2 separate regions of the Homo sapiens genome follow, and region 1 is linked to region 2. Evidence: chromatin loops called from intact Hi-C (ENCODE). Cell type or tissue: heart left ventricle. All regions are shown on one strand. Links, peaks and the distances in the headings refer to the core of each region. The heading gives the core; the rest is flanking DNA. Region 1 holds the start of KCNA2 (potassium voltage-gated channel subfamily A member 2). Region 2 has its middle 38 kb from the start of KCNA10.

Region 1 (10,657 bases), core at 2,658-10,657, 52 kb before region 2:
GGATGGATAGGAGCATGAATTCTGGAGCCACAGTGCCTGAGTTCAAACCGTGGTTCTTGCCTGGACTGGCTGGGTGACCCTGAACAAGATGCTTAAGCTCTCTATAAAATAGAGAGGGAGCCACCAGCTCTGGGAAACCCTCCTCCCTGCCCTGCTATCCTCTGATACAGGGGTTGCCTGGTGCATCCTCCTCCTGGTAGTAGTGACTGGTGCAAGGCTGGTCTTCCCTCTTGACCCCTCTCAGCCTCTTGGGCAGGAGTCAGAAATAGCCCCTGGCTGGCCCTGTGGCAACTCAAGTTTCTTCAGAAGTGAGGGCCCTCTAAGGACACCAAGTCTAGGGCTGAAAGGCAAGGAGAGGCAGTTAAGCTGTGGGCACCATAGAGGCTGTGCATCTGCTGGTGTTTGCTGGTTCACAAACACTGCCAGGGCAGCTTCTTTGTGCCCAGCCTGGAGCAGATACCAGTATGCAAGGGCAGAAGAGACATGGCCCTGCCCTCAGGGTGCTTCCACCTAGTGGAAGACTGCGTGCAGATGGACACAGGCCCCTCAGGACCTGGTGTGACAGGTCTGTGTCCGGAGCATATTGTTGGTGGGTGGAGACCAGGAAGAGGGTTAAGAAAGGCTTCGTGGAGGATGTGACATAAGTTGAGTGTCAGAAGAAGTCATTGAAGTGACAGGGAAGGAGGAAGGTAGGGCATTCTGGCCAGGGGGCTGCTGGAGTCAAAGCAGAAACACCTGGAGCCATCTGGAAGCTCACGTTTCTTGACACCTTCCTGGAAGTCACTGAGATAAATACCTTGTGCCCACTATCTCATTTAATCCTCAGAGCAAGCATTGGGCATTATTAATCCCATTTTACAGATTGGAACCTGAGACTCAGAGAGGAAAAACACCCCACCTAAGGTCATGTGAATGGCAAGCAGTGGAGGAGGGGCTCCACCCCAGGCCTGTCTGACTTCAAGTCTTAACCTGACCTGTCTGTTTTAAGCCAGTTAGAGCTTTCGAGGCAGTTTAATGTGATGCCAGTGTGGACTTCCAGGATGGAGGTTTAGAGGGAAGACAGGGGAACATCAGATCATGAAAGGCTTTGCTCGCTTTTTAGGAAATGCAGGTTGATCCTAGCAATAGGGCACCAATGAGTAGTTGAAGAGGTGATAGATCCTACCTGCACTTTAGTGGGGTCTCTATAGCAACTGTGGGGAGAAGAGACCAGAGGGGAACAAGTCTGAAGACAGGACCAACAGGGGTTGCAGTGACCCAGACTGTGCCTGCTGGTGGCTTGAACCAGGGCGGCGTGGGGAGGGAGAGGGAATCAGAGAGAAGCAAACAGACACCAAGGCCAAGTGATTGGCTGCATGTGGAGTGTGTCGGGTGAAGGAGGAAGAAGACAGTTGATAAGGACATCCAGGCTTCTGGTTTGGGCAACTGGGTGAATGTTGTTACCAGTGTGTTACAATCACCTACACTATTCAGCACAGTAACATGCTGTACAGGTTTGTAGCCTAGGGCAAAAGGCTCTACCATACAGCCTGGGTGTGTGGCAGGCTATGCCATCTACGTTTGTGTAAGTACACTCTACGATGTTTGCACAACGATGAGATCACCTGACACATTTCTCAGGATGTGTCTCCATCGTTAGGTGACGCGTGACTGTACTTCCACCACCTTGCTGTACTGCCTTTGAGTATTAGCAGCAGGGGGCCTCATGGTAAGACAACGAGCACACTGCTTGAACCAGAGCAGCAGCTCCAAACCATGAGGGAGGGACTACCCTCATTAGCCATTCCTTAACATGTTCTTTTATTTTATTTATTTATTTATTTGAGACAGGTTCTCACCCTGTCACCCAGACTGTCGTGCAGTGGTGCAATCTCAGCTCACTGCAACCTCCACCGCGCTGGGGCTCAGCTGATCCGCCTACCTAAGCCTCCTGAGTAGCTGGGTCTACAGGCATGCACCACCGTGCTGGCTAATTTTTGTATTTTTTGTAGAGATGGAGTTTCACCGTGTTGCCCAGGCTGTTCTCAAATTCCTGGGCTCAAACAATCCACTTTCCTCAACCTCCCAGAGTGTTAGAATTACAGGCATGGACCACTATACCCAGCCTTTTTTTTTTTTTTCAAGACAGGATCTTGCTCTGTCTGCCAGGCTGGAGTGCAGTGGCACAATCATGGCTCACTGCAGCCTCAAACTCCTGGGCTCAAATGATCCTCTCAACTTAGCCTCCCGAGTAGCTGGAACTACAGGGACATGCTATTATGCCCAGCTAATTAAAAAAAAAATTTTAGAGGTGGAGCCTTATGTTGCCTAGGCTGATATTGAATTCCTGGCCTCAAGCAATCCTCCCACCTCAGCCTCCCAAATTACTGGGATTATAGGCATGAGCCACCTTGTAATAAAAGAACATATTCTTTTATTTAGCCAGTATTGCGGTGGGATGAGTGTGTAGCAGCTCATTCAAGACAGGAGCCAAGGCCCAGGCCTCCATGAAGGGGCCCCTTAGAGGCAGCTGAAGTTAATCTGAGAAGCCTTCCTGCAGGAGGCTGACCTTGACTTTGGAGGTAAGTAGTGGGCTGGAGTGGAGGCCCATGCCACTTCCAAGGGAAGTTCTCAAATGTCAGGCAGATGCACAACACAACATCAGCAACAACAGTGACATTAACAGAGTCCTGTTCCACACTGACCAGGCTTTGCTTCTCCATGCACCTCCATGGGTATTATCCTCTGTAGTCCTAACCAATGAGATGTTAACACACACTAACAATGAAGGTCCCTTTCCTTCCTTCCTTCCTTCCTTCCTTCCTTCCTTCCTTCCTTCCTTCCTTCCTCATTCTGTCTTTAAGCCCTATGAAGCAAGGGGGTGGGCGGGGCTAGTGTCCTACCTATTTTATAAGTAAACTGCTACTCAGAAAGGTCAAGTGAGTGAGCTTGGGTCGCACAGACCACGGCCCTGGTCAGATGCCTTGCCTTGTCCTCCCCTTTGGGAGCCTTTGGGTCCTGACTCTTGCACCACCACTGCCTCAAGTCCCTCAGTTAAGGTATGAACAGTTAATCACCAGCACCAACTCCCTTCTAAACCAGATTGCCTGTGAGGTCAGGTTGCCTCCAGGAGAGACGACCCCTGGGGAATCTCTGTTCCTGAGACCAGAAATTGAGCCCAGAGGCCTGGCACTGAGCTAACAGTAAAAGTGGGCAGTAGAATGGCATGGTGACTTATAAAGTCACACAGTCTTGATCTGTTCCAGCCTCACTACTAACCAGCTAAATTACCTTGGTCCTCTCTGAGCTTCAGTATCTTCATCTGTAAAACAGAGACAATGATATCTTTCCCACTGGCTGGTTGCAAGGATTAAATCAAATGATCTCTGGAGGGCTGTCAGCCCAGTGTCCTCCTGCCCTGCCTACCTGTGAGTGAGTGGGGACTGTGCCAGCACATGGGTGGATGGGCTGGTGGGGAGCATCAAGCAGAGGCAGCAGTCATGCCAGGAAGGGGAGCTGGTTCCCTGGGAGTGACACCTGAGAAGATTCACAAATGGGAAGAACTAAGAGATTCTCCCTCCAGTCCCTCTGTGTGGGTGTGGGTGTGTATGCATACACAGTCATAAACTCTTCTTTTAAGATGACTGTAGTCACCAGTCACTCACTGTGACAGCCACCACAGCCCTTCCCTCTGCTGAAGGCAGGGCCTGGCTCTCAAGCAGGAAACCAAACCAAAGGGAAGGGAGTGGTCTTTGGGGATTTTCACCATGCCCCAGGGAAAGGATCAAAGGACACTCTGGCTGCTATTGTGTGGCCAAAAATAAGAAATGGAGCCCACCATAGAACTGGAAAGGGGGCTCAGTTAAGTTAGCTGGCTGTCCATTCTTTATAGCTAATTTTGTCCTTACTACCCTGTAAAGTAGCTTTGCTCTCCCATTCGACCAACTAGGAAACGAACAGTAGGAGGCTCAGAGAGTGTCAGTAACTTGCTCAAGTTCATACAGCTAGCAAGTGTTAGTGCCGGGAATACGGCCTGTGTTCTTTTCCTATACAGCACTGCCAAACCAAGGTACTGACAGACACTTTTCAGGGCAGAAGCCCTGAAATGTGCCTAAACAACTGTTATGATGGTTCTTTTTTTTCCCCCTTCTTTAGTTAATTTCTTTTTTTGTCATTGTTCACATTTAAGTTTAAAGGATAGAGACAGGACAACATACCCCTGAGGCCAAGTCACAAAATAGAAGCAGAGGTCAGAGGAAGATCTCAAAGAGGGAAATGAAATTCAAGAGCTGCTCATTCCACCTGCACAGTGTGGTGTGGGGGCTAAGGGCACATGTCCTAGAATCACAAAGACCTAATTCCAGTCCTAGAGTCACCATTTATTAACCTCAGGCAGGTGATTTCACCTCTCACTGCCTCCATTTCCTTTCCAATGAAATGGTACTAATGTATACATTGACTTCTAGGGCTGTGAGAATTAAATGTTGCCCTGGGTAAGAAGTGCTTAGCACAGGGTCTGACACATGGTAAGCCCATGTCACCAATTATGACGATTGATTTTCCTTCAAGGGCTTTTCTCTGTCCACAGCTTCTGTTTTCAAGAAGGAAGGCAAAGGAAATGTATACATATGATCAGATGGATAGAGTATCTGACTTTGGCCACACAGGATTATCTGACTTTAAATGACACGAGAACCCAGTGTGCCAAATAGGAGAAACAGAGCCCCTTGGTGCTGGTCAGGGGAGGCTTTCAGAAGGAGTATATAGGGAAGGGAACTGGAGGTCAATTTGGTAGAGGGGTGGGAATGGTGAGATCTCAAGGAAAGTAAAGGGCGGGGCAATCTGGGAAGCAGAGGGAATGGGGCAACAAGGACCTGGTGATTGGGAGCCTAGAGAAACACCCCAGAGCTAAGCTGGAAGCTAAGAGCTATGAGGAGAGTTTCACAAGGAAGCAGAGCAGCGAAATCATCATGCATTCAGTGTCTGCTGGATGCTAAACTCATTCAACAATTAAAACCTCACCACACCCTTAGGGGCATCCTGATTTTTCAGAGGAGGGCACTGGTGCCCAGAGAAGTGAAATAACTTATCTAGTAACTGTTAGGGAGTTACGTTTCCATCTGACTGCCTCCAAAACACCCAAGCCGTTCACTGACTGGGACACTAACAGGCCAGGTTCAAGGTGCTCTAAACCATACCAGCCCTTCTCTATAGTCATCTGTCATCCTTTGGGCCCACGGAGGTCACTGCCCTCCCAGACCACCCCCTGCAGCTCTAGGCAGGCTCCCAGTCTTCAACCACACCTCACAGACTACCACGATGAAACGCCAGAATCCGGAGTCCCGCTTCATGGGCTTTCAGGGCTCTCCCCACGAGGTACACGCATAGAGAGGAGGGTTTCCCGGCCGGAGGGTAGGGGGGAGGGCCCAGTGGGGACTTCCTGGTGCTAGAGCCCATCTGAATCCAGAGCTCCGTGTCTACCGCAGTCTTATCTCAAGGAACCACCACTGTTTGGCACACCTGTCTAGGTGACCCTGACAGGGACCTGGAGAACAGAACTAGCAGGGGCTTGAGGCTGTCGTCTGCCTCCCAAAAGCACCCTGGACCTTCTCGGATGCCCTATCTAGGCAGAAAGTAGGCTGTGCCTCCCACACACATTTCCCGAAAGCAAAGGGCATCCTCGTCTGCCCACCTAGGGTGCTGTAAGCTGCACTCCTAAGTTCAGAGCCCTGTGGGCCACCTGGCTTTGCAAGTTCTGCCAGAGGGCCCGTTTTGTGAGTAGCTGACCATTCCCAAGGGCAGCGGCGTGTCCCCCAGCCTTCCCTGCCCGGGCCCTGGGGGAGGGAGTCGGGGAGTGGAGAGGGCCAGCCCTGCAGTGCTGCCTGTTCCTGCGGCTCCTCTCGGTGGGGGCGAACACAGCAGAAGAGTTTCTGCCACACTGCGGACCGCACCTGCTGCATTTCCCTGCGAAGCCAAATCTTTGCTGGGTAACAGGGAGGTGGGAAGCCGATCTGGAGAAGGGGTCGCGCTGGCGGGAGAAAGGGCAAGAAAGGGGTCTGCAGATCCTGTCTGGAGGCACCACAATAATAGCAACACGTCTCTCCCGGGGCTGGATCCCGCTGTGGGCCTGGGGTAGCTGCTATTGATTATCTCCTCCTTGCCTACTTCATTACGTTGGCAGGAGCCTCTCACCAGTGCCCCTCAACTTCTGCCCTCCCCCATCTCCCCGGCCCGGCAGCACCCAGCTGAGCTCTCCTGGAGGTTCTGGTTAGTAAGTCGGGCTCTGCCAAAGAATGTTTTCCTCGCGGGGCGGGGGCTGAGGCCCGGGGGCCCAACGAGGTGACGAGCTCGGTGGCGGCGGAGGGCAGCTTGTCGCCCCGGCCCCGGCCCCGGCCCCCGCCGGCCCCTTTAATTCGAGTTCGCCGTCGAGCCAGGTGCGGCGCTGCGTGGCGCGGTGCGGCTGCGGGCGGCGGCCGGGAGCTCCGTACGCGCCGCCCGCGGGACTGCAGAGCCGGCTCCCGGCTGGCCGCCCGCACCCCGCCGCCGCCCGCTGCCGGGGTTCTGCCGGCGCTGGCCGTAACCTAGGAACATGGAGGCCCCGGTGCCCATCCGGAAGGGTAAATCCGTGTCGGGGCGTTGCGCGGCGCGTGCTGCCTTCCCTGCCCGGCTGCGGCGCCCAGAGGGGCTGCGGGGCACCCGGCGGCGCAGCCTGCAGCGCAGCAGGCTTGGGCTGAGTCCGCGGCGGCAAGCCCTTGCCGACCACTGCCGTCTGCTCGGCAGGTCCCAGACCGGGGAGATCAAGGGGAACTTGCACCCTGCTCAAGAAGAGTGCACAGAATGGGCTCGGGACCCTCTGGGGTTTGCGTGGCGCGGGGCGGAGGGCACGGAGAGGAGCTGGTGGGTGGTGGGAAGTGCAGCTGGCAGCATAACCATGTCTGGTAAATAGCGCGGGTTGGTAGGACCTGAACCACTTGGGACGGCCGGGCTGCATTCGCCTCTTCGGCACAGAATAACAAACGGCTTTGCTGCAGAGAGGGCTTTCCCCTTCGCTGGGGCCGTGGGCTGCCGCCGAGCCCCCGCGCTTAAAAGGAAGCTGAGATCTGGGGCGGCAGCCTGGCGCAGGCTACTCCCCACCCCCAGAGATCAGGTTCCGGGATTTTGGGTTGGACACTGAGCCTCGGCGGTCCCTCGGCTGGACGCCGGGGGCTTAAGAGCTGAACTGCGCTTGGGCCCGCAGCAGGAGCCGACCGCGCGGGCAGGAGGGGGTTAAGGTGGCGCTAGCGGCCGCGGCCAGCGGGAGGGTCTGGTCCTCTGCGCGGAGGCGAGCGCTGAGTGCGCCGAACGGAATCCCGGCCGGAGCCCGGGGCGATGGGGAGAGGGCCCAGACCCCTCCCCGCCCTGGGGCCGGCGGGATTGGGTCGGCAGGGGGCCAGTCCGGAAGCCGGCTTCCTCCAGGCTCCCCCTCTCGCTGCTGCCAAGCCGCCTCGCAGCTAGGCAGGCGGAGCGTTTATTCTGTGCTCCCTGCCGAGGAGATGTGAGGGATTTTCTCTTGGGGGAGAAATCAGTGGTCGAGCGCCTGCCCAGCTCAAATGCCACCCGGCTCAGAGGGAGGCCTGCGGCCCAGGGATCCCGGAGGGAGAGTAAGTTCATCCAGTTTTCGTACAGTGCAGACTTTGTTGTGTGGGGTCTCCCTAGATGCGCTCTGAAGGAGTGTGTGTGCTGGGGGGTGGGGTGCTTCTTTTCCAGGACTGGCTGAGGTCAGAGCTTGTAGACAGGCTGCAGTGAGCTAAGCCCTCCTCTTGGGAGCTGCTGTGTCCTGACATGTGGGGGTAGGAGTGCTTCTTCCAGAGTCCTTCCTGAGAGCAGCTGGGGACTAGCAACCTGGATCAACCCAGGGAGGCCCCTGGAGAAGGCAGGCCCAGCCAAGCCTGAGTCTTGCTCCCTGGGAGAAAATGCTTCAAGCTGATGGGAAGCCTGCCCAGAAGAGGCAAGGAGGCTGAGGGATAGTCCTCAGGCCTGGCATCAGAATAGAGGATGGGCATGGGGGCCTGTTACCTCCCATGAGGGAAGCTGCCAGACCCTCCTAAATCTTGGCACCAGCTGGTTCAAATGCCCTGGTTCCACCTTGCTGCTGTTTTTTTCCAGGCAACGTCACACCTCCTGAGGACAGCCAGGACTCCAGCTTTTGCTGAGCTTTGCATCTTGCCTCCTTCCTTCAAAAGGCTCCAGGCCCATGCTCGGCTGTCTTCAAGTCCCGCATGCCCCTGGCCAGGCACCTCACCGCCCCTCCAGCCCAGCCCAATCCTAGAGCTCACCTCCAGGACCCAGAGTCTGCCCTTCTGCCCAGAATGACTCACCATTATTTCTAGCTCGAGTGAGAAGACGTGATGAGGAGTTGGGCTGCCTGTTGGTGCATCTCAGATTCCTGCAGCATCTGATCAGCTCTGCAAGGAAGAGAGCTTCACGTCTCTGGTCAGGTAAATCAATCTATCATTTAATAACAGCCTTGTGTAGAATCACTGGGGTGGAGGCCAATGAGAAAGACCCAGGCCCAAGCTCCCCAACCATGAATACCTCCCTGGGTATGAGTATCTGAGACATTAGTGCAGCACCTGGGAGAGGGTCCACTTTTAACCTATTAGCATGGGGTTATGCTCCATGAAGCCTGTGTGCTACAAGCGGGCCTGTACCAGCCACCTTCCCCCAATGCAGGGCATTCCAGAGGTTCCTGGAGAGATTGCTACCTGCTCCCCCTGATCCCCAGACAAGTTACAAGGTGAAAGTAAATTTTGCTTTGTCGTTGTGGTGGTGGTGATCATGTGTCTGAACTCTTGGCTGAGAGATGGGAGACAAAAAGTGGCAACCCAGGTCAGGCTGCCAATGCTGAGTAGCCTCATGTCAATAACTGCCTCTGTCTTTCAGCCAAGCGAGGCTGTCTCTCCAGCTCTCAGAGAGCTCTCGGGGCTCTCCTGCAGGAGACCAGGCCAATGCTCCTGTGCTTCCTGGGGCCAGTAGCAGCACCCTGAGCTCCCTGCCACCAGGCAGCTGAAAGGCATAGCGTGAGGTGCTTCTCTCAGTCCCAATTATGACAGTGGCCACCGGAGACCCAGCAGACGAGGCTGCTGCCCTCCCTGGGCACCCACAGGACACCTATGACCCAGAGGCAGACCACGAGTGCTGTGAGAGGGTGGTGATCAACATCTCAGGGCTGCGGTTTGAGACCCAGCTAAAGACCTTAGCCCAGTTTCCAGAGACCCTCTTAGGGGACCCAAAGAAACGAATGAGGTACTTTGACCCCCTCCGAAATGAGTACTTTTTCGATCGGAACCGCCCTAGCTTTGATGCCATTTTGTACTACTACCAGTCAGGGGGCCGATTGAGGCGACCTGTGAATGTGCCCTTAGATATATTCTCTGAAGAAATTCGGTTTTATGAGCTGGGAGAAGAAGCGATGGAGATGTTTCGGGAAGATGAAGGCTACATCAAGGAGGAAGAGCGTCCTCTGCCTGAAAATGAGTTTCAGAGACAAGTGTGGCTTCTCTTTGAATACCCAGAGAGCTCAGGGCCTGCCAGGATTATAGCTATTGTGTCTGTCATGGTGATTCTGATCTCAATTGTCAGCTTCTGTCTGGAAACATTGCCCATCTTCCGGGATGAGAATGAAGACATGCATGGTAGTGGGGTGACCTTCCACACCTATTCCAACAGCACCATCGGGTACCAGCAGTCCACTTCCTTCACAGACCCTTTCTTCATTGTAGAGACACTCTGCATCATCTGGTTCTCCTTTGAATTCTTGGTGAGGTTCTTTGCCTGTCCCAGCAAAGCCGGCTTCTTCACCAACATCATGAACATCATTGACATTGTGGCCATCATCCCCTACTTCATCACCCTGGGGACAGAGTTGGCTGAGAAGCCAGAGGACGCTCAGCAAGGCCAGCAGGCCATGTCACTGGCCATCCTCCGTGTCATCCGGTTGGTAAGAGTCTTTAGGATTTTCAAGTTGTCCAGACACTCCAAAGGTCTCCAGATTCTAGGTCAGACCCTCAAAGCCAGCATGAGAGAATTGGGCCTCCTGATATTCTTTCTCTTCATAGGGGTCATCCTTTTCTCTAGTGCTGTGTATTTTGCAGAGGCCGATGAGCGAGAGTCCCAGTTCCCCAGCATCCCAGATGCCTTCTGGTGGGCAGTCGTCTCCATGACAACTGTAGGCTATGGAGACATGGTTCCGACTACCATTGGGGGAAAGATAGTGGGTTCCCTATGTGCGATTGCAGGTGTGTTAACTATTGCCTTACCGGTCCCTGTCATTGTGTCCAATTTCAACTACTTCTACCACCGGGAGACAGAGGGAGAGGAACAGGCCCAATACTTGCAAGTGACAAGCTGTCCAAAGATCCCATCCTCCCCTGACCTAAAGAAAAGTAGAAGTGCCTCTACCATTAGTAAGTCTGATTACATGGAGATCCAGGAGGGTGTAAATAACAGTAATGAGGACTTTAGAGAGGAAAACTTGAAAACAGCCAACTGTACCTTGGCTAACACAAACTATGTGAATATTACCAAAATGTTAACTGATGTCTGATTGAAACCTATTACCGTACTCACAGCTCAATGGAACTAATGCAGATGTTGCATAATAGCCTGCATTGTAGTCAGTGTGTTCTACAGTGTGTAT
Region 2 (12,657 bases), core at 4,658-12,657:
TACAAAAAATTAGCTGGGCATGGTGGCAGGCACCTGTAATCCCAGCTACTTGGGAGGCTGAGGCAGGAGAATCGCTTGAACCCAGGAGGCGGAGGTTGCAGTCAGCCAAGATCACGCCACTGCAATCCAGCCCAGGCAACAGTGCAAGACTCCGTCTCAAAAAAAAAGAAGGAAGGAAGGGAGGGAGGGAGGGAGGGAAGGTTTGTAGGTAGGGTAGGTAGGTCGGTCAGTCAGGGAGAAAGTCACAGCTCCCACTCCCACCACACAGTCTCCTCCTCCATGAGCCTCAGCCTTAGTCTCATGGTACGTTCCCTGCTCTTTTGCTCTTCTCTTCTGTCTCCCAGCCACAGCTCCAAGTGGCTTTGAACTTGCCTAAGTAATTCCTCAAAAAAGTCTTTCTGTGCAACTGTGGATACACGTGGGAACTTGCTCAGCACACGTGCCTGTGTAATCCATAAGTTCAGGAAACCAATACCTTGGTGGTAACCCTCAACCAATGGGGTGGAGATGCCAATGCAGAAATCCTCCTTTAGGCTGATGCTCAGATGGACCATTGTGAGATGCATTCTATGTTCTCCCCAGACCATCTTGGTGGGATCTAGCTCGCATTCCCCACAGCAGTGTCCTCCATAATGCGCCCTTATAATGGATGTTCCTCTTTCTCTCACTTTCCCTGGGGCCTCTCAGGTCTACTACTTACACTACTTACCAGAAGAACTCTCTGAAGGTTCCTGGTACCCCTCTGTTGTTTTATTTCTTCCTGTTCTACATAATAATCTCAGTTTCTACCTCCTTGAAGGAAATTCCGCAGCCCCAAATCCAAAGAGGGCATAATAACAGTAGCAGCTGGCATGGCTGGGGCACTTATTCTGCATCATGGACTGGGCTCTGTACTTTATAGGCCTTACTTCCAAGCCTCACAACTCTCCTCTGAGGTAAGAATTACTATTCCCACTTTACAGATACGCATACCAAGGTACAGAAGAATATGACACCAGTCACAATGACAGATAAGCAATTAGTAGAGCTGGAAATTGGACCCAAATCTGTCAAGTGTCTCACCTTGACATTCTATAGGCCTGGTCCCAAAGCAGCTGAGTGACCCCTAGAACAGCTTAGAGATGCACACAGCCCAGAGATTGGTGTCCCCACCACCTCCTGGCAGAGGTGCAACTAAAACAGAGGCTGGAAGGTGGGAGAGAGCTTAGGGTTGCAGAGAACAATGAGCTGACTGCAGCACTGGGGAGCAGGCCACAGGGGCTGGAAAATGAAGCTGAAAGGCCCAGGGACCAGGTTATACAAAGCCCTGTGCACTGGCAAGAGGCAAGTGGATCTTCCCCTGAAGGTAACCTGGAGCTTGTGGAGGCTCTGAAACAAAGGAGTAGCCGGGCCAGATTTGTTTTAGAAAGATTCCTTAGGCTGTGTGGAGTCACAGAGTGGCTGGGCCAATTGTCCAGGAAGATGATCAAGGCCTGAACCAAGGCAGGTGACATGGAGAGGGCAGGTTGAGGAGAAGATAAACCCAAGACATAGTGTGGGAGATGAGGAAGAGAGTGGAGTTGACAACAACCTCCAGGGCTGGCTGCAGGCAGCGGCACTCCTTCCATTTCTCAGGATCCACTACACCAGCCACTTAAACCAGCCAGTCTGCAGAGCATGTGGCCCAGCACCCAAATCCTCACCAGAGGCTGCAAGGCCATCCCAGTCAGTAGTAGCTCTGGACAACCCACCACTCTCCAAGCCTGGGACTGGGCTCCTTTCCTGCCAGGGGAATGGTTGGGGGCCTCTGGGAAAGGGCGAGGCCTCCTCGAGCCCTATCTGGGAGTCTCTGCTGGGCCATCTCTGCCCCTTGAAGCCCGTGAAATATTTACAACCAGCCAAGCGAGGGAAGTGAGGGGGAGCTGGAGCATGAATTATTGACAGCTTCACTTTCATCCTGGCCCAGGCTGCTGGGCCGAGCCGAGACCCAGGGGAGCCCCCACGGCAATCCATGGGCATTAAGCAGAGTTCTTGAGGAAGCCAGGGGTACAGGATCCTCACTATCAGGAGGACCACAGGTGACCTGAGCACCACACTCCATTCTGACTCCTTGGGGTGCCCAGTGCTGGTGAGGGGGATGTGAGCAGAGTGATTGGAGAGAAGTCCAGTGGCCCCAGACCCTCTTCAGCAAGCCCAGCTGAGCCCTCTTCTCCCTCATTGGCTGCCTCCCAGACACCCCGAGACTGGGCCTGCCAGGGCTTCACTAAGTTCCTGCAAACTACTCAGCTACCTGCTGTTGGCATAGGTCTCTGCTTCTTCTGAGAAGATTCTGGGATATTGTCTCTAGTCCTGCAGGGTGCCAGTCCAGAATTGGCCCTGATGGGCAGGCCTCTTCCACACAAACCTCCACAAACATTCCCAAGGAAACGTCCTGTGGGTCAGCTTCTACCTCCTCACAGATGAGCATCGCCAGCTCTTCTCTGCAAGGAAAGAGCTGGATTGTGCTGCAGAGGAGAGAGCACTGGACAAGGAGTCAGAAGACTTGGGTCTGAGCCACTGCACCACTAGCCAGGCACAGACCAGAGCCTTCATTTTCTTGTTTGAAAATGAATCATGAGGGTGGCACCTCCCCAGCCTACCCCACGGGGCTGGAGGGCACCCCAGGAGATCGCACAAAAATGAGCTCTCCAGACAGAAGTGTCATTTTTGCCAAACCCAGTTCTCTCCCAGCCCTGGCTGCAGCCAGTACCTCAACCTTAGATACCGACAACTCGACAGCCAAAGTGACAGACCACCCAGCCATGTGATCCATGTGATCCGGCCCCAAGACCAAAGGCTTTTTATATTTTTACATTTGTCCTTCCAGGACATGTGGTGTTGGGAGCAGCAGCCTCTGCGGGGCTCCCTCACCACCTGCCTGCCTGCACATGACAGCTCTGTCCTGAGGTGAGGGAAGGAACCAAGATGGGGTTGGGAATGGGAGGATCTGGAAGCCCTCGCTGGACCCAGGAGCATCTGGGTAGCCGCCCCGCTCATCGCTGAGCTGGGAGCCTCACCCAGAGCCTGATGTTCTGCTGGGAGGTTCCCAAGGCCCTGAGTGATGGGCACATGGGAAGCTTCTCCCCCATGCGCCCTCCAGAAGCCCACCTCCTTCAGCCCTGGGGTCCAACCTCTCACTGCAAAAGGGAGCCAGACCCACAGGCAGACGGTGTTGCTACTTCTCACTTGCTTGCCACCTTCCTCCCTGTGAGAGAGCTCATGGCCCTCCACAAACTTTCAAAGTTGGCAACTCTAATGTCTTCCAGAGGAGAGGACAGGGAAGGGAGAGAGGACAGACCTAGAGGTCTGAGTGTGTGGAGGAGAGCAAGGCTGGAGACCTTGCAAATCGTTAGCAGACAACGTTCCCTTTGAGTAAGCACAGCATTTCTCAAAGGAGCGCTGCTTGCCTCTGGAGTGAGATGACTCTTGGCTGTGCAGGACTGGCCTTCCTGCAGGACACTTGGCTTCCCTGGTCCCAGGCCTTTTATGCAGCACTGCCCCTCCCCCATTCCCTCCCTGCTGTACTATTACAACCACCACTCCCTACCCAAATTTCCAATTGTCTGCAAGGGTGCAGTACCAACCCCTGAAGAACAAACCAGTGGAGCCTCCCCAAGCAGGGACCCTGCCTTGCTTTTTAGTACTCATCTCATCAACCAAGTGCACTCAGAACGCACCCCTACCCACCACCCAGCTGACTGACCCAACTGTCTGACCCCAGTGACTGTTGACAAACCTCTGCCTATCAGCCAGGCTTTTTTTTTTTTAGAATTTTTTTGAAGTGGAGTCTTGCTCTGTCACCCAGGCTGGAGTGCAGTGGCATGATCTTGGCTCACTGCAACCTCCATCTCTCAGGTTCAAGCGATTCTCCTGCCTCAGCCTCTTGAGTAGCTGGGACTACAGGCATGTGCCACCACGCCTGGCTAATTTTTGTGTTTTTAGTAGAGATGGGGTTTCACCATGTTGGCCAGGCTGGTCTCAAACTCCTGACTTCAGGTGATCCTCCCACCTTGGCCTCCCAAAGTGCTGGTATTACACGCATGAGGCACCGTGCCCCACCTATCAGCCAGACTTTAACTGGCCAAGTACCTGCTTACCTAACAGGCAGAAGAAGGCCAGATTTTTCCAGAACAAGAGTTCCCTAAACCTGATGCAGATCTGCACTCAGCCATGCGCTCTGGGGTGACAGATCCTCCACCCTCTCACAAGGTGATCTCACTCGCCCTGATTCCCCTTGGGAGTTCTCTGTCAACCCCCTTCAGGAACAGAGATCATTGCCTCTGACTCCAAGTCCCCAGGCTTTCTCCAGTAAAGCCCCACTCGGCAACAGCCCATCTCCTCCCCTGACTCAGCACCCTGCAGCACCTCCATTCTGCTGCCTCTATACTGACCTCAGGGATGTGTCAGAATGAGTAATGGTCCCCAGCACCTCCCCTGTGGGTACGAACATGCAGGAGCAGCATTTCCTGGGGCCTCAGTGGGCAAGATGGGAAGGGTTTTCTTCAGGTGCCCCTCCCCAATTCAAGCCCAGTTGGCTTGGCCTTTGTGAAATGTAAATGCCCTCTCCTATCTACCTTCCCTCCTGCCCAGACCCTGGCAAGTTCTGGCCTTCTTCCACACATGGCAATGTTCATCCATCAATCCCTTTCTCCGCTCATCTATCTGTCTACCTATCTGCCTGTCCCATCAACAATCCACCCATCTCTCCATGTATCAATTCATCCATCCAATATTCAGTATTTTTTGTGCAACAATGATGCCACACCTGGTCATTGTCAGTGAATCTCACTCAACTAGTTCCTTATTAAAAAACTTTAAAATACATTTTGCCAAAATGTATCCCTAGACACCTATTTCTCCCACTCATTCCACACATATTTATTAAGCTCCTACCATGTGCCAGGCACTGTACTAGATGCTATGGGTACAAAAATAAAGGAACATGGTACCTGCTTGCCAAGAACTTACAGATTGCTGAGTACATAAACAAGTAAACAAGCCATTGAAACAAAGCATGATCCATTTTAGGATCATGCACAGCACAGTGTGCCAAAGAATGGAGTCACAGGGAAAGCTAACACCTATCTAGAGCTCCCCACATGCCTGGCACTGTTGTGAGCACTGTACATGCATTAACTCATTTAATCAGAAGAGGGACACCTATTCTAGGAGGTGGGGAGAAGTGATAACTGAACTGGATCCAGAAAGACAAGCAGCAGCAAGTAAGGGGAAGGAAGGGGATGGGGGAGTTCCAAACAGAGGGAACAGCCTGTGCAAAGGCAAGGACGTCACAGTAACTGCAGTGTAGAAAACAACTGAGTGAGTGGCAAGAGATGAGGCTGAGGACAAGGGCGAAGGTCACATTCATTCTTTCCCCAAACATTCCTTCACCACTGTGCAGGACAGAGAGAACCCCAACCTCAAGGAGCTTACAGTTTAGTCTTAGTGGAATGGCAGAGGTCAGTGCACATCAGAAGCTCCTGTGAGTGGTTTGAAAAAGCCCTGGATGATTCTGAGATGTATCCTTCTCCCAGGCTGAGGATGATTGTATTAAATGATCTCAAAACTCACTTCTACCTCTAACTTTCTATAAAAGGGTATATCAGAGAGAGGGATCAAACCATCCTGCCCTAGAAGAATCTGAGGGGCCAGCACTGGTGTCAGAGTTTGGCAAGGTGCATCAGACTCTGCTGGGGGCCCTTCCCTGCCTCCATCATGGGGGCATCACCCAGACCTCCCCTTCAAAATGAAGCCACACACTCCCACAGCTGCTGGGAGTGTTCGCTGCCGACAACTCACAGCTGAGTCCCTCTCTAGGCACTGCCCTCCACTGAAGGGAGCAGCATCCCCTAAGGTTGTACCCCAAGGGCAGCCCACATCCAGTAACTGATCAATGAGAGGACATAAAGGCCTTGGCTTCCCAGCCTTAAGGGCCATCCTAGCTCCAAAGCTCCTTGTGAGATCAACTGAGACCTCTGCTGCAACTGCATCACTGTACAACCTGCCCCTCTGCCCCATCCCACAGATGATGACACCAAGCGCCCTCCCCTACAAACCTCCTGCATGCAAATCTCTGTCTCAGAGCCTGTTTCCCTGGAAAACTGACCTATGACCAGGGGCCATACTGAGCTGGGCCCTATGCTGATGCAGTCTTGACAACCTACCTGTTTGTTTACCCTCCCATCTAAACTTCAGTTCTGACTCGACAGCCCCGGGAAGGAGACCTGCTCACTATTTCTTACACATCACTTATTCTTTCAGGATCTCTATATGGCAAGAGCTACCACCAAATCTCTCCTACTTTCCACTGGTTATAAATTTGGCTGTCATGGTCTGAAGCTCCATCATCATCACCATCACCTTAAACCTCTTTCCTTAAAAAAAAAAAAAAAAAGCTGATTCTTCCTTCAGGAAACCTTCCTAGACTACCTTCTCCTAAATTTGAGGAATTCAGAATCCTGGAGGACTTGAATTTCCAGCTGTTGTTTTGAAACATTTATGTGTTTATAGATGGATATTTAAACCATGCTTATGGGTTTCTTGAAGCCTATATTTTTATATTTCTATGCCCTCAGGAATGTGTACTGTGATTCTTCAATAAAATGAGGAGGGGTGGAGATCCCCCAAGATCAAGGTCTTCCTTCATCTGTGTCTCCCCAAACCCTTCTGCTTGGCAACCACTTGGCTGCTTACAGAAGTGACCAGTGCAGCGCCTGATGACAGCTCAATCACAGCAACTACAGCAACCTACGTTAGCCCTTTATTCCTATCAAAGGCTGGTATGCACAGCCTCTGTAGAACCTCTGGCAGGGGGCCGGCAGGACAACTATCATGATCTCTATCTTACAAATGAAGATCCTAAGATCAGAGAGATAAAGTGACTTGCCCAAGAACCCAGGCCTGCTGACTCCCCACCCAGGGAGTGGGCAGCCCAGTGCTGGCGAGAACGGCAGCATGTGGGAGCTCAGGAATGTGGTCTGCAGTCACCCAAGGGCTGGGAGATGCTGGCAGGCACTTGCGGGGGCACCCCAACTGCCACTGTTTTCCCAGATGGCCATGTACAAAGAGCCCTTTCAGTAGACATAGTCACCAGGGAGGCCTGGGGAGCTACAGCTGCAGGAAGGAAACTGCAGAGTCCCCTAAGGACAGCACCAGAGGCCAGGCCCATCTGCAGAAAACAGGGATGTGACCGAGTACATGGGACGTCACTGCACTACTCAGCAAAGTCTCTGACCCCTCTTGGGCTTGTCCAGACCCTTGGGAGGACACTGAGGGGCACCAAGGGCTTACAGCATCTCTGGAAGTGAGACTCCAGAATCTTACTGAGCTACAAAGAGGGGCGGGAGAGTGCTGGGTCAGGACCATTCTCTGGCATGAGGCCCAGGAGTGGGCGGGCATTTGGCCCTGGCTTGTGGAGGAGCCATCAGAGCAGCCTCTGAGAGCTCAGGGCTCCCATCTCTGCTGCAATGAGGAACACTGAAGGCTCTGTAGCCTTGTCCTGAGCTTGACTTAAGGAGCCTCACTTTGCCTTTAAGGACTTTAGATGGGACTGAAAAGACACTAAGGTTAACAATAATATAGTTAACACTTTACACGCAGCACTGACCCTGTGCCATGCTCTGCCCAAGCCTTTACACAGAGAAACTCATAAAACTCACGAAGCTTCGGGGCAACCCCATGGGGCAGGCACATACTCTCCGGTGTAGGCGAGGAACCCAAGAGGCAGGGAGGTGGGATAACTTGCCCAGCAGTGCCCAGCTACAGCGGGGAAGGGCAGGGTTCAAGCCCAGGCAAGCTGGTCTCTTCTCGTGGTCTGGGGTATGCTTGCCCTAAAACTCAGTACCTAAGCCACTCTCCCACTCGGCTGCACATACAGGCTTTGGCGATGGGATTCGGACGGCAATGTGGATCCCCGTGTCCCAGGCAGCAGAAGCCCCCAGTTGGTAGCCTCTGGTCCGTCCCGCCCCGGCTGCCGGCGGAGTCCGTGACCAGGAAAGGGCATCCCAGGCAGGCTCCGCAGAGCAGGCGGGGCGTCCCAAGAGTGCGGCCCGCTGCGCCGTACCGCCCTGGCGCCCTCCACACCGCGGCGGCCGCCCACTGGCACCCGGGCCTCCCTTTGGTTGCAATAGCCATGACCTGCCCCAGAAGCCCAGCCCTCGGAGGACTGCGGCAGAAGGCAGGGAGCTCCGCGGGGACGCGGGGGCGGTCGCCGGCTGGGCTCTGCGCGGGTTGGCGCCCCACTCTTTCCCACGCAGTGACCTCTGCTGGTCCGACTGAGCCTGTGCAGCTGGGAAGGCGCCTCCAGGGCCCCCACAGACCCCTGCAGACCTCCTTCCCCAGGCCAGGGAGCGAGGACCCAGGTTTATTTCTACAGGGCTGCAGAAAAGTAGAGCCACGTGGAGAGACTCAGATACACCGGCTTCCGCAGCGCTGAGTTCCGACCGCCCCAAACAATACAAACGCTTGTGGAAGCCTCTGAGAGCATCGGTCCACCGATCTCTACAACGGGAATGCTGATTCCTAAGCCCAGGGTTATTTCAGGGTTGAATGTGGTGAGGTTTGCTAAGGTTCAGACTAATGTGTGGTGGTCATGGTTACAGGTCCCCATCCCAACACAGGCAAAGACCTAGCCCACCGTGCGGGGGCTGCTGATCCAGGCACATGGGGCTTCCAGCCCTGCTGCTCCTGCACAGTTCCCTCCCCCTACATAAGGGTACCCAGAAGACGGGGTCCTCAGGCAGGTCCTCCCAGGAAGGTTCTCTCCGCACTGGGTCGACCAATTCTCTAGATGAACTTGGGTAAATTAAGTTCCCTCTCTGGGTTTCTCTCTCCCCATCTCTTAAATGTGGGGGATGGATTTGTGGTTCCTAGGTACTAGACCATCAGTATCCAAAATGCCTGTAAGCTCTTTAGTAATCCAGATTCCTAGACCTCCACCTCCTGGGATTCTGATTCAGATGATGGTTGTAGAGGCTGGGAATTTGTATTTTAACACCCTCCCCAATTTACTCGGACATCCAGCCAGATTTAAGAACCACTGATTTAGAAGTTCATAAGGTCTTCTCCTGCTCCAAGATTCAATAACCTTAGACTTAAAGAAAAGGCCTGGATTAATGCCTGAGCCCCAGTCTCCAACCTAGAGCAGGCCACCCTCCTCTCAGAAGGACAGCTCAAAGACGTTTCTCCCTGTCTGCTTCTCCTTGGGAGGATTTTGGAAAATGATCCCTAATTAATAGACACTCAGTTGCCCTCCCAAAATTCGTTTCCCTTGCCTTTCTTGGTGAGAGAATTCCAGTTTTGTTAAACTATCTCTTAATCACAGAATGTGATATTAATTCTGATTTATCTTAGCCAGTTGTGGTAATTCCATTTCCTTGCCAGCTATTTATTCAGCAATCATGATGTGAACCAGTTTGGGCCAAGGAAACAGGAAGGGAAGTTTGTGGAGAGGGGTGGGGATTAGGAAAGGTTACTTTAAAACAGATACAGGCCAGGCAAGGTAGCTTGGGCCTGTAATCCCAGCACTTTGGGAGTCCGAGGCAGGTGGATCACTTGAGCCTATGAGTTTGAGAACAGCCTGGGCAGCATGGCGAAAACTTGTCCCTACAAAAAAAAATTAATTAATTAAAAAAAAAATATATATATATATAATTAGCCAGGTGTGGTGGTGCATGCCTGTGGTTCCAGCTACTCAGGAGGCTGAGGTGGGAGGATCACCTGAGCCCAAGAAGGTGAGGGCTGCAGTGAGCCATGATCGCACCACTGCACTCCAGCCTGGGCAGCAGAGTGAGACTCTGTCTCAAAAAATAAAAATTGTTTTAGAGAAAAAGAAATACACTCCCTCTTATTTACTCAGATAACTCATGACTGGGCATGATGTCCAGAACTTCAGCAGTTATCTTTCCAGAGTGAGGGGATAGTTTGAGGACAAAACCCCTAAGCAGAATGGAAAACTGGAAAGAGCCTGTTTCTTTCATTACATTGTACAGCTGCTAACTTAGCCAACATTGGAGCCATTTTTCCTCCGGGGCTGGGTTTTCTATTACAACAGAAAGCATCCTCACTGATATACTCACCTTCTCTAAAACCCTTTGCACAGTGATTGGTGGACGGGTTTTCTATACTAGGAATCATTCATCCTTCATGCAATCCATCTCATTCTCAAAGCCTATCCATTTATCTCCTAAATAATTCTCAAATTAATTCATCTTCCTACATCTCCACTGACACCATCACTATGGGAGCCATTGCATTGGCCTTACAACTGGTCACCGGTGTGCACCCTTCCCTCTTCCCAACCATCATCCACTCCAAGTCAAAGTGCTGACCACGTCACCCTCCTACTTCTAACCCTTGAATGGCTTCCTGTTCTTCTAGGACATAATCCATACTGTCTGCAGCCTGCAAGGGCCTGTGCCTTCTGCCTCTTCCCCACCTCTTCAGCCACACCACTGTGTATTGTTTCTCCCTCAGTCTCTGCCTTCCAGCCACACTAGCCTCCTTAGCACTTCCCAGGCCACCTTCACTGAGGAGCCCCTGATGTGATGTACCCTCCACCTGGAATTCTCTTCTCCACTGCAGTCTGCTTCACCACCCCTCTCAAACATCACTCCCTTAGGAAAGGAATCCACAATAGACCAGGGCCCCCTGTTCTCCCTGCTAAACTTTCTCTCAGCCTCCTGAACTTCGCCTTCAAAACACTCATCCCAGTCTGAAATTATCCATCTGCAAGATTATTTGGCCAAATTCTGTGCCCCGTCTAGACTATAAACTTCACAGCTCCAAGAACCCTGTTTTTCTTCCTGGTCATTTAACCCTAGCACTTCTCACTCTACCTAATAGCATAAAGCAAATACAGAATACATGCTTGTTGAATAAACAAACTCTCACTTTTCCAAACAAGTATGGTGCTAATTTTCAAACTCCACCCCAGAGCTTTAGGCAAATAACTCCTCTTCAGAACAACTCTGTTCTATGAAGTCAGAGAAAGTAACAGATGAGACACAAAGGTTTTTCAGATAAGCAGACCAAGGTCTCAAATTTTTCAGATTAAGCAAACCAAGTTCTTGGGCAGTCACTGGATTGTCAACCGTCCTTATGCATGCTCTTTCTGCCAGGTGCTGCTCAGAGCCGAGGGTCTATCGATAACTAGGGCACCGTCCCTGCCCTCACAGAGCTCCCGTCTGGTAGATTTTCCCAATGCTTTCCTCCTTTCTGCCCTCCCCTGACCCAGTTCTCCATCTGTCCTCAGAGGCACTAAAGGCAAGGCAAATGTGACATCAGGACATCATGGGGCCCTGTTCCTGCTTGAGGGTGACTTAGGGACCTTCTGACACTCTGGTTTGGAAGGACAGAGAGGTGTCCACTCAATGCTGACAAGAGGCCAAAATAGGAGGCTTCTGGCCACTCCCTCTTGCCTGTTAGCCAAAGGAATAAGGCATCACAGAGTGTTTCTGATGTATAATGGATGTCTCATAATTGCCTCAGTTTCCCCAACTTTCTTCCTCAGAAGCAGGGATTTCTAGGAGATAGTAGACGGAAATTCAAGCGTCATCTCAGAAGAAGATAAAAATTCTATGGAGTGCTCCTCAGTCCCCACCTTCAGTGCATCTGTTCTTCCATAAGTGGGGGCCAACTTCACTGGCCAGGGTGGAGCCACAAGAACCCCTCAGGCTGAGGTCAGAATGACAGGAAGACTGAGGAGGAGCTCAGGCAATGGGTGGGGTTAAAGAGAGACACTGAGGTCAGACAGCTGGTCAGGTCCCACTCTCATGAGGGAAGTGCCGGGAAAGGGTTGAAGATGTGGAGCTGAGAGATCCCTGGGCATCTCCCAACCATAGACTCTTCAACTGGGCACAATTACCCCAGCCTGGGCACCACAGTTCAAGCTCCTGAGTCCACTAGGGCCTTTTTTTGCCCTACCTGCCTCAGATGTCCCCACGGAAGATGCCCCATCATCAAAGAAGCCTCACAGATCAGCAGGCACTGAGGGCTGGAACCAAAGGGAATGTGACACTGGAGAAAATGCCATGGGCTCCTTCCCCTGAGACCTCAGGTGATTAATCTCTGCAAGGTGAGCTGGGGGTGGCAGCCAACTGGGAGAGAAGGAAATTGGGAGAGAACATTCATTCAAGGAAAGAGGTACTCTGTAATTTCCTTAATGTATTCTCTCTCCTTTCTCCCTCCTCCTCCCTCCCACTCCCTCTTCCCCATCTTTTCTCCTTGCTTCCACTCTCCCACCTTACTCTTCCCATCTCTCCCTCCTCTCTCTCTCTTCTGTCTCTTTCTCTCTCTCAGCTTTCCCTTCCAGCACAGAAAGTCTTTATACAATTAAACTAGGACAAGAATGTTTTCCAAGGCTTTAAAATATCCTTGTTAAAGAAATTCACTGGGAAGAAGAAATTGTGCTTAATTTCTTAGAAAATAAAAAGCATATGGTAGAAATTGATGTTGCTTCTTCCCCTCCTCCAGATCCCCTGCCGAGGAGAGCACATCTCAGGATCACCTGTCAGCCACATCAAGCAGGTGGGGCCAGGATGGTGATGGCCAGACAAAACTTTGTAGTCTCCCATCTGCCTCCTATCCTGCGGTCTGCTTGACAGGTGAGTTTAGGGACATGGAAAAGGACTTTGAACATGT

What was found. A loop is a pair of places that touch in the nucleus more often than their neighbours do. Peaks named below come from ENCODE experiments on the same cell type or tissue, not always from the same donor. Only the 100,000 strongest peaks of a DNase experiment are listed, where the experiment ranks them.
Region 1: a loop joins it to region 2, with 4 times the contacts of the local background. A loop is called at or near these places in 82 of 110 quality-filtered maps.

The regions. Positions count from the first base shown.
Region 1 is chr1:110,603,190-110,613,846 of GRCh38, reverse strand. KCNA2 (potassium voltage-gated channel subfamily A member 2) reads left to right here and starts at 7,489. Exons shown (of 3, transcript NM_004974.4): 1 at 7,489-7,619; 2 at 8,125-8,456; 3 at 8,902-10,657. The coding sequence starts at 9,065. The coding sequence ends at 10,564. In heart left ventricle, for the core only: no CTCF peak of the experiment used is centred there; DNase peaks (open chromatin) are centred at 5,827, 6,156, 6,927 and 7,336; H3K4me3 peaks cover 2,066 bases; H3K27me3 peaks cover 7,790 bases.
Region 2 is chr1:110,551,058-110,563,714 of GRCh38, reverse strand. No RefSeq gene overlaps it. Among named protein-coding and RNA genes, the nearest start is that of KCNA10, 38 kb to the right of the region's middle. RefSeq lists a silencer at 8,047-8,206. In heart left ventricle, for the core only: CTCF peaks have their summits at 8,075 and 8,298 (motif pointing left); DNase peaks (open chromatin) are centred at 7,394 and 8,144; H3K4me3 peaks cover 902 bases; H3K27me3 peaks cover 2,401 bases.